2 separate regions of the Homo sapiens genome follow, and region 2 is linked to region 1. A link is a contact called in ENCODE Hi-C or POLR2A ChIA-PET data. All regions are on one chromosome and are shown on one strand. The core of a region is the stretch at or near the end of the contact, and the rest is flanking DNA. Distances in the headings are between cores, read along the strand shown.

The links. Hi-C counts contacts between places; a loop is a spot of excess contacts on that map. ChIA-PET counts read pairs that join two places held with the same protein, here RNA polymerase II (POLR2A). Pooled maps may share reads with other maps.
Region 2: a map of left cardiac atrium shows a loop between it and region 1 (10-fold over the local background). The contact joins two enhancer-like sites. A Hi-C loop is called at or near these places in 1 of 168 maps with a recorded cell type or tissue (left cardiac atrium) and 2 of 50 pooled maps. POLR2A ChIA-PET finds 5 or more read pairs at or near these places in 2 of 52 experiments (PC-9 and activated CD4-positive, alpha-beta T cell).

What each region holds. Positions count from the first base shown.
Region 1 is chr1:8,180,860-8,186,287 of GRCh38, forward strand. No RefSeq gene overlaps it. Among named protein-coding and RNA genes, the nearest start is that of LINC01714, 25 kb to the right of the region's middle. Within about 2 kb of position 1,617, at least 16 of the 41 ENCODE cell types and tissues checked have a DNase peak (open chromatin) inside an H3K27ac peak, as active enhancers do.
Region 2 is chr1:8,761,342-8,766,988 of GRCh38, forward strand. The region is part of intron 1 of RERE (arginine-glutamic acid dipeptide repeats); the gene reads right to left. Among named protein-coding and RNA genes, the nearest start is that of RERE, 53 kb to the right of the region's middle. RefSeq lists an enhancer at 2,730-2,779. Within about 2 kb of position 2,735, at least 4 of the 41 ENCODE cell types and tissues checked have a DNase peak (open chromatin) inside an H3K27ac peak, as active enhancers do.

The DNA of each region.
Region 1 (5,428 bases), core at 367-2,866:
AATGGCATGATCTAAGCCTTCTGAGTAGCCAGGATTACAGGTGCCTGCCACTATACTCGGCTAATTTTTTTGTATTTTTAGTAGAGATGGGGTTTCACCTTATTGGCCAGGCTGGTCTTGAACTCCTGACCTCTGGTGATCCACCCGCCTCAGCCTCCCGAAGTGCTGGGATTACAGGCATGAGCCACTGTGCCCGGCCTATTTATTGATTCTTTTTTGCTGCTTGACCTACTGATTATTGAGAAAAAAAATTGGTGGATTTGTCCATTTCTATTACTTTTTTTTTTTTTTTTTAAGACAGATTCTCACTCTGTTGCCCAGGCTGGAGTGCAGTGGCACGATCTCGGCTCACCGCAGCCTCCACCTCCTGGTGAGGTGAAAGTTTGCCAGCTGGAACCTTCCAGCAATTCTCCTGCCTCAGCCTCCCAGGTAGCTGGGATTACAGGCATGCACCACCACACTTGGCTAATTTTTGCATTTTTAGTAGAGGTGGGGTTTCACCATGTTGGCCAGGCTGGTCTCGAACTCCTGACCTCAGGTGATCTGCCAGCCTCAGCCTCCCAAAGTGCTAGTATTACAGGTGTGAGCCACCGTGCCCGACCTCTATTACTTTTTTATGTATATGGTGTGAGACATTTTTATTAGGTGCATATACATTTAGAATTATTATGTCTTCTTGGTGACACGAAAATTTCATTTTCATATAGGAACCTTTTCTGTCTTAGAGTCCTTGTGTGTGTGTCATACTGATGTAGTTATGCCAGTTCTCTTTTGTTTAATATATTTTTGGTGTCTTTTCCCCACCTTTTGCTTTCAACTTTTCCATGTCCTTTTGCTTTAGATGGCTCCCTAACAGGGTTTATCCAAGGATGATAATGTCTGCTTTTTAACTCAATGAGTTTGACCCATTTATATTTTGGGGGACGATGAATACTGTGATACGTAAGTTTCCAACATCTCACTGTAGGGGATACTGGAAAGTATGAGCGTCAAGATCATGTATCTTTTCCAGGAATCAAAGCACGTAGTGTGGCAATTCAGATATGTTGGTTGCCTTGACTCTTCTTCAACAGAATTAACAGTTTTGGATCTTGAGAAAATGTTATTTTCTGGCTAAGTATAGGGGTAAAATGAAATCTTTGGGAAATTAGTGAATTCTCATGATTTCTCAAAGCTTTTCTTGGGTAACTCCAAGAGGCAGCCTGGTGGAGTGAAAGCATGGACTCCAGTGCCCCATTCTCTAGCTGCGTGATTTGGAGTAAATTCCTTATCTCAGTGACTCTGTGTCTCCATCTTGAAATTGAGAATAATCACACCGGCCTGAGATTTTTTTACCATGTGAATGGAAGCACGTGGCACATAGCAGGGACTGAATGAATGTGCCCATGTCCGCTCTCCCTCCTCTTTCTAGGGCTGCGGCCTTGGTGATGTCAAGAACATTTTGTAAATATTACAAGTAAGATAAGGCATTGTGACTATTACTCGTTAAAATCACTTTGTTTCCTGACTTAGGTGATTCACTGCAACCCAGAGAAAGTTTTGTGTTGTGTTCTGGCTGGCGAAACTTCTGCAAACAACGAATGCTTCTTTTCATCAGCCTATTCTGCGTTGGTTGGTAGGATGTCAGTCTATAACCACATCAATTTCAGGTAATAACAAGTGTGTGAGCTTTCTGAAGCTTTTTGTTTACTTATTTGTTTTAGGGTTGTTCAAGTGTGACTCATGTAGTAGCACTGCATTCTTGAGAATTCACAGAGATCGAAACACAGATATGAAACAGGGCCAGAAAGAATAAGGCGTTCCCAATATATGAGAGTAAAAAAAAAGCACAAGAAAGCGAAAGCATTCAATGTCTGCATCCTGTATAGATGAGAAACTTAGCAGTATCCTCTTTTCTTTTTGGACCAATCATATGCTGATAAAACAGGGTCTCGCTGCTTTCCCCCCATTTTTAACATCTTCAAACATTCTGAGAGCCTACGGGAATAGAGGCAAACAGGTTTGATGTGACTGGTCATTTGGCCAAAGGTATTTTACTCTGCGCTCAGCATTTTGTTTCGTTCATGCTCTCTAGCAGTTTGGAATCTAAAAAGGAAAGATTAGATAGAGGAAGTGTGAAAATGCATACGCAATGTGGGAAACCAGGCCATGAACTTGAGTTTTTAAATGCATGGTATAAGGCCGGGCTCAGTGGCTCACGCCTGTAATCCCAGTACTTTGGGAGGCCGAGGTGGGCGGATCACCTGAGGTCAGGAGTTCGAGACCAGCCTGTCCAACATGGTGAAACCCCGTCTCTACTAAAAATACAAAAATTAGCCGGGCATGGTGGCAGGCGCCTGTAATCCCAGCTACTCGTGAGGCTGAGACAGGAGAATCGCTTGAACCTGGGAGGCAGAGGTTGCAGTGAGCCGAGATCGTGCCATTGCACTCCAGCTTGGGGGACAAGAGCAAGACTTCGTCTCAAATAAATAAATAAATAAGTGCATGGTATGGTTTGGCTAAGTTGGAAACCATGGGATAATCTGGAATGGTTTATTAGAGAGGCTAATGGTGGGGAGGTAGGTACCCAGAACCTTGGGCTAGAGATGACTGACCCTTTCTGGCTGTGTGATCTTGGGCAAACTGCTTCACTTCTCTGTGCCTCAATGTCCTCCATCATGAAGAGAGAATATAGGGTGCCTTCATTGTAGGGTAGTTGTAAGGATGAAAGGAGTTGGTATATATAAAGTACCTATCTCAGTCTAGGGCTTCTCAGCCAGCATGCAGGGTATATGGGCTTCAAATGGATGAAAAAGGTGCTGATCCCAGGTACCTGGCTGTGAGCATCCTCATCTGCTTACCCCAGAGGAGTGTCTCCCCCAAAACATTGCATTTTCTTTTCTTTTCTTTTTTTTTTTTTTGAGACAGAGTTTCCCTCTTGTCTCCCAGGCTGGAGTGCAATGTACAATCTTGGCTCACTGCAACCTCCATCTCCCAGGTTCAAGTGATTCTCCTGCCTCAGCCTCCCAAGTAGCGGGGATTACAGGTGTCCACCACCATGCCTGGCTAATTTTTTGTATTTTTAGTAGAGATGGGGTTTTGCCATGTTGTCCAGGCTGGTCTCAAGCTCCTGACCTCAGGTGATCTACCTGCCTCAGCCTCCCAAAGTGCTAGGATTACAGGTGTGAGCCATCACGCCCAGCCAAACACTGCATTTTCTATGAAGGCCATGATATGACAGAGCTCGGAGGGCACTACCAGGCCCGATTCTCTGGGCCTGAGGGTGCGGCTGTCTCGGCAGTCGACTGTATTGATGTGGCAAGACAAGGTCCTTGTTAAGAGTTTGAATTTGGGCTTTAGACTTCAGAGGTTTTCGAGCTTTTACTGACTCTGTTGGCAGCACAAGTATTCAACACTGTGAGCACAACTAAGACCAAAAGCAACTGAAGTGATTTGTGCCTCTCCTAATATCAACAGTTAAAATACAATTTGAATTAAACATGTGAAAGATTCTTCTGTGTAAAATTTGTACTAGGGGCTAAGTTCCTACGCCCTTTGTCCATCTCTCAGCTAGAGTAAAAAGCTGCCACACCTTGAGATGGGTGATTTTGTGGAGTGGCTGACTTTGTGCTGCCCTGCCTGTCATATGACAAGTGGCTCTAGGGGTTTGGACTGAATGTGCTTGGTGGAATGAGTAAGCAGAATATTGGTCAGCACGGAAGGTGAGATGGGCACACCAGGGCTCCTGATGCTGATCTTTGTACTTTTGTGTATGTTTGACAATTTCCATAATTAAAAGTTTTTTTAAAATGTGCTTGGATAATTAAAAGACTCGTATATAAAATAAAGCATGATATCCAATCATGATTAACTCTATTATTTATATTCTTATGAAAATTTCTGGCCAGACATGGTGGCTCACAACTGAAATCCCAGCACTGTAGGAGGCTGAGACAGGAAGATCACTTGAGGCCAAGAGTTCGAGACCAGCCTGGGCAATATAGTGAGACCTTGCCTTAGTCCATTCTCACACTGCTAATAAAGAGATACCTGAGACTGGGTAATTTATAAAGGAAAGGGGTTTAATTGACTCACAGTTCAGCATGGCTGAGGAGGCCTCAGGAAACTTGCAATCATGGTGGAAGGGGAAGCAAACACGTCCTTCTTCACGTGGCAGCAGCAAGGAGAAGTGCCGAGCAAAGAGGGAAAAGCCCCTTATAAAACCATCAGCTCTCGTGAGAACTCACTCACTATCATGAGAACAGCAGCGTCAGGGTAACCACCCCCATCATTAAATTACCTCCAACTGGTCCCTTCCACAGCACTTGGGGATTATGGGAACTAGCATTCAAGATGAGATTTGGGTGGGGACACAGCCAAATCATATCAGACCTCATTTCTATAGCATAAAAATAGGAAATTCACCAGGGGCGGTAGTTCATGGCTGTAGTCCCAGCTACTCCAGAGGACGAGGCAGGAGGATCGCGTGAGCACAGGAGGTCAAGGCTGCAGTGAGCTATGATCACCCACTGCACATTAGCCTGAGCAACAGAGCAAGATCCAGTCTCAAAAAAAAAAAAAAAAAGCAATAAGTCATGAGTTAAGTTTCACGGGTAGCTAGTTAATACCAATTAAAAATAGCAGCATTGGACATTTACATACTTGTACTTACATAAGATAGGTACAAGGCAAATATTATCTCATAGAATTCTCACCACAACCCAATGATATAGGTGCTTTATCACCCCCACTTTATGGATGAGGAGACTGAGGCACAAAGAGTAACCCGTCCAAGGCCACATAGCCAGTAAGTGACAGAACCGGGATTCAAACCCAGGCCAACCCGCTCCCATGGTCCATGCTCTTAGACTAGATAGGGCTGTACCACAGTTTAGCTTTGCCCCTAGTATTTGGCCAAAATTTGGTCTTCGGCTTTGGTGGTGGGAAGGGAGCCAGGTGCCGACCTCAGCACCGTTTTTGGCTTCTTTGAACTTGTGTGTACTGAAGTTTGCTGAAGCCACCGCCGTAGTCAGCTTAATGTCAGGATCATAAATAAGAATACAATTAGGATATTGTGTTAATAATAGGTATATTCTCTTTCAAAATATAGGCAAGTATTTTAGACGCTGCTTGAAGAAAATATATTCTGTGTGCCCTTACCTTAAAATTCCGCCAGTCAGGGCTAGGCACGGTGGCTGATACCAGCCTGGGCAACATCGTGAGACTCCATCTCTACTAAAACAATTTTTTATAGCTGGACATGGTGGTGCGTGCCCGTAGTCCCAGCCACTTGAGAGGCTGAGCTGGGAGGATCGCCTGGGCCCAGGGGGTTCAGGCTGCAGTGAGCCATGATCGTGCCACTGCACTCTGACCTGGGTGACAAAGTGAGACCTTGTCTCTCAAAAAATAAAACATAAAACATACAAATTCTGTCAGTCAGCTGAAGAAA
Region 2 (5,647 bases), core at 1,485-3,984, 580 kb after region 1:
TGATGACTTCTCAAGATATTAAATATTTCCATCTGCCTAATGACAAAAATCACTCATCTCAATAAAAAGCTGTATTTATTAGCATCTTCTTCCTCAAATCAGTTTGTCCTCCTGTGTTCCCAATTTTTTAATGGCACAGGTGTAATGCAAATTACCTATGCTTCACACCTCCCCCACATGTAAGACTATATGCCTTGTTCTAACAGTTGCCAAATCCAACTAATTCTACCTCTACAACGTCTCCCATCTGTCATACCTCTTCATTTCCCCTACAGTTAGAAAGGTTAGATTCTCGGCCGGGCATGGTGGCTCATGCCTGTAATCCCAGCATTTTGGGAGGTCGAGGCAGGCAGATCACCTAAGGTCAGGAGTTCAAGACCAGCCTGACCAACATGGAGAAACTCCCCCGTCTCTACTAAAAATACAAAAAAATAGTCGGGCGTGGTGGTGCATGCCTGTAATCCCAGCTACTCGGAAGGCTGAGGCAGGAGACTCACTTAAACCCAAGAGGCGGAGGTTGCAGTGAGCCAAGATCACGCCATTGCACTCCAGACTGGGCAACAAGAGTGAAACTCTGTCTCAAAAAAAAGGAAAAGAAAAAAGAAAGGTTAGATTCTCATTACTTTCCACCCAGTCTTCACTCTCTTCCTTTCATGACATACTAGAAATAGCTATCCTAAAACACAACTCTATCATGTCACTCCTTTATCAGAACACCTTCAAAAAGGCTCCATTCCCCACCAATCAACCCTTCAAGATTCAGACCAAATGCCTCCTTCTCCAAGCAACCTTGTGTAATCTCCTTCCCCTAAGGAGAGGTCATTGCTTCCTCCTCTGAACTTCAGCAGTACCTCACTTGACCCTTACCAATTTCAGCCTCCTATCACAAGTACCTGTACTGACATACAAGCATCGTCACCCTACTGGAAGACAAGCGCCTTAGGAGAAGGTTCAATGTCTAATTGAACTGTGAGTCTCCCACAAATTCTGGTGAAAATATACTTGCACACAGTAGGTACTTAAATATTTGACAAATGAATGAAAAAATTACAAATCAGCTTTCTCGGTTATAACACAAGCTTTTCAGCACAAGAACTTGTGCCCATTTACTTAATTTTTTTAAAACATACAAATTGTGAAGACTAATCATAATTTCCATGAAACCAGCCCTTTTTGGTTCCTAGAATACCCGAGAAAGGTGCTTATTTTATTTGAAGACAAAAAAAGTAGCATCAGTTAGCTAGGTCAGGCACCATCTAACTCTACTATTCACTGAGGCCAGGAACATTTCCTAGGGCCTCAGCTTTGGTCCTTCTGGATGAAGCCTCAGGGGGACTTTCCTCTGATAATGGACTAAACGATTCAAGATGACCTTAATGACCACCCTGTTTAAAACAGCCTCCTTATTTCTCCAATACTTCTTCTCCAAACATTGATGTTTCCACCATAAGGTCAGCTCCTCTTTTTCTTCCCCTTATGGCAAGGCTTATGGAGAAACTACACCACATAAATGAAGACTAGGAGCTCAAAATTCCAGAATGACCTGGGACCATGGAAAATTAGTATTTTGCCTTCTACAGTAAAGTCACACTCTTGAGCAAAGGAGGAAAAAAAAATTATCACAGTCCCTCAATCAGCAAAAATCTAGGCATGGAAGACTAAAAGAAGTTAGGGTCCAGTAAGCTTAAAAAAGAAAACAGTGACTCAGAAATTTCCTATCTGCAATATATAGCAGGTTTAGAGGACGAAAATGAAAACAGAAGATTATTTCTAGACAGCTTGATGGAGAAAGATAATATTTACCTCAGTAAAGTTACAACCATAGGAACAAATCCAGATTCTATTTGTTTTTGTACAACTCTGCAAAAAATCATAGGGTGTAATTCACTTCTCAGTTCAGAAATAAGACGTCCTTAAAAAAATAAGTAAGAGGTACTTCTTGAAAACTAAAAGAAAAAAAATCTACTCCCATAATCAAGAGTTTCCATGCAGTATTAAAAATGATGTCCAGCTGGGCGCAGTGGCTCACACCTGTAATCCCAGCACTTCGGGAGACTGAGGCGCATGGATCATTTGAAATCAGGAGTTTGAGACCAGCCTGACCAACATAATGAAACCCCGTCTCAACTAAAAACACAAAAAAATCAGCCAGATGTGGAGGCGCACGCCTGTAATCCCAGCCACTCAGGAGGCTAAGGCAGGGGAATCACTTGACCCTGGGAGGCAGAGGTTGCAGTGAGGCAAGATCGAACCACTGCACTCCAACCTGGGCGACAGAGCTAGACTCCGTCTCAAAAAACAAACAAACAAAAAACAAGACCGGGCACGGTGGCTCATGCCTGTAATCCCAGCACTTTGGGAGGCCGAGGCAGGCGGATCACGAGGTCAGGAGATAGAGACCATCCTGGCCAACATGGTGAAGCCCCATCTCTACTAAAAGTACAAAAATTAGCCGGGTGTGGTGGCATGCGCACCTGTAGTCCCAACTACTCGGGAGGCCGAGGCAGGAGAATCACTTGAACCCAGAAAGCAGAGGTTGCAGTAAGCCGAGATCACGCCACTGCACTCCAGCCTGGCAACAGATCAAGACTCCGTCTAAAAAAAAAAAAAAAAAGTCCCTCCTATAATTCAGGAAGTGAAGGTGCTAGTTGACTGTTATTTATTCTCACTCAAAAAGCTAACTCAAGGTCAAGAAGACCTCTGCCACCAGCTGCAGTGTACCAATCCTAGGAGGCTATTTCTCAGAACCCCATGCTTCTTATCAAGATGGTTCCCACGCTGTCTTCCCTTTCCCTCATCACTGCCTCCTCCAGGTCAAAGAATATCCCCAGGGCAAGTTGCAGCTGCTCCTTATGCACTCAGCCCTGGCCTCAGAGTACACATGGGTTTTGCCTCATCTATGACTCTTGGGGGAAGCTTACTATGCAGAGAGCAACTGCAATGTGTCGCTCTCTATAGGATCCCAGCCAGGTGCCTTAGTGCCATCGGGAAAATGAGAGGAAACAAGGAACACACAAAAATCATGAAATACTGCTTCGGGTACTAACTCCAAGACAGAATTTTTTTCTTAAGTTAAATGTTTAAAAACAAAAAAAAGCTACAGTCATCTATGTATTCAGTCATCCAGTCAATCCCATGCCAAGTATAATCTCTGTTAACTATGCTTAGTGTGGTCAGAAAGGAAGTCTAGATAAACAATCACAACAACAGAGTGGGCTGAATGCAAACAGCCGGGGTTCAAGGAAGGCTCCCTGAAGAAAATTACCTGTAAACTGAAGCAAGCAAGAGGTGACCAGGCTAAGAAGAAAAGAATGTTCACCACACAGCCATTACTCAGGGACGTAATTCACCCAGATTTCTATTTTTAAAAGATCAAAGGCTCCAAAAAAGCAAAGGGCCAGTAAGCACAAGACAGAGGCTCAACCTCATTAGGGAAATGCAAATCAAAACTGTAAGATACCACTTCACACCCATCAGAATGGCTACAATCCAAAACCCAGATAGTAAGTATTAGTGCTAATGTGGAAAAACTGCAAGGTTCATGCATTGCTAGTAAAATTGTAACATGGTGTAGCCACTTTGGAAAACAGTTTGTCAGTTTCTCAAAATGTTAAACAGAGGTTCCATACCCCCCAAAAATTTCACTCTTAGGCTTTGGAAGTCACCCCAAGAGAAATGCAAATACACATCCTCACAGAAGTTTGTACATGAACGTTCACAACAGCATTTTTTTAACAGCCAAAAAGTAGAACCATTCAAAGTGTCCATCAACTAGTGAATAAATAAAATGTGGCATAGCCACACAATGGACTATGATTTGGCATTTATTGGGAATGAAGTACAGATGTTATGCTACCACATGGGTGAACCTTGAAAACATTATACTAAGTCAAAGCAGCCAGTTACAAAAGACTACATGATTCAATTAACGTGAAATGTCCAGAATAGGCAAATCCATAAAGACAGAAAGAAGATTAAGGGCTGCTTAGGGCTGGGGGATGAGTAGAGGAGGAAATGAGGAGTAACTGCTCATGGATACAGGATTTCTTCTGGGCATAATTAAATGTTCTGAAATTGCAGTGATGATTGCACAACTCTGTGAACACAAAAAACAATTGAATTGTACAATTTAAGTAGGTAAATTATATGATATGTGAATTGTATCTCAATAAAGCTGTTATAAAACCAAACAAAAGGCCGGATGCGGTGGCTCATGTCTGTAATACCAGCACTTTGGGAGGCTGAGGTGGATGGATCACCCGAGGTCAGGAGTTCAAAACCAGCCAGGTCAACCTGGTGAAACCCCATCTCTACTAAAAATACAAAATTATGCCAGGCGAGGTAGCTCATACCTGTAATCTCAGCACTTTGGGAGACCGAGGCAGGCGGATCACAAGGTCAGGAGATCGAGACCATCCTGGCCAACATGGTGAAACCCCGTCTCTACTAAAAATACAAAAATTAGTAGGACATGGTGGCACGTGCCTGCAATCCCGGCTACCCGGGAGGCTGAGGCAAGAGAATCGCTTGAACCAGGGAGTCGGAGGTTGCAGTGAGTCAAGATCGCACCACTGCACTCCAGCCTGGCGACAGAGCGAGACTCCGTCTCAAAAAAAAAAAAATTAGCCGAGTGTGCTGGTGCATGCCTGTAATCCTAGCTACTTGGGAGGCTGAGGCAGGAGAATCACTTGAACCTGGGAGGCAGAGGTTGCAGTGAGCTGAGATTGCAACACTGCACTCCAGCCTGGGCAACAATGAAACTGCATCTCAAAACAACAACAACAAAAAGAAAAAACAAACAAAAGATCAAAAGGACTACAGCAGTGAAGAACAAAATTTCTAATTTTGTTAGAAATTAGAGGATTTGAACATGCCAACTGGTTTGGAATCTATAAAGTAATTCAAGCAAGAGACAGTGGCCAGGTGCAGTGGCTCACGCCTATAATCCCCGCACTTGGGAGGCCAAGGCTGGCAGACCACTTGAGGTCGGGAGTTCAAGACCAGCCTGGCCAACATGGTGAAACCCCATCTCTACTAAAAATCAAAAAATTAGCTGGATGTAGTGGCACGCACCTATAATCCCAGCTACTCAGGAGGCTGACGTGGGAGAATCACTTGAACCCAGGAGGTGGAGGTTGCAGTCAGCCAAGAGCCAAGATTACACCACTGCCCTCCAGCCTAGGCAACACAGCAAGACTCCATTGCAAAAAAAAAAAAAAAAAGAAAAGAAAAAAAAGAGAGAGAGAGAGACAGTGGCCTGAACTAGCGTAATGGATTAGGAAGAGATAAGAGATACAGGAAAAAGAAACAATACTTGATTCTATATAGTGGGGAGAAGAGAAGGAATCAACACAGCCCAGGGTTACTTACTTAGAAAATTGAGTAGCATTTATCAAAACAGGAAAACACAGAAAGACATGTTTGGGAGCAGGAAAATTCACAATATTGTGAAATTTAATTATATTTACAAAAGTTATATAAGGACTTAGAGAAGGTTTTAAGAAGGTTTTGTTTTAAGGTTTTGTTGGAAGCTTTCTTGGGCATTTATCTAATTTTAAAATGCAATTTAATGTTAGTTATGTTTATAAGTAGAACTGGATATTTAAACAGAATTCAACTTGAATTAATCAACATGTATCAAAAACTG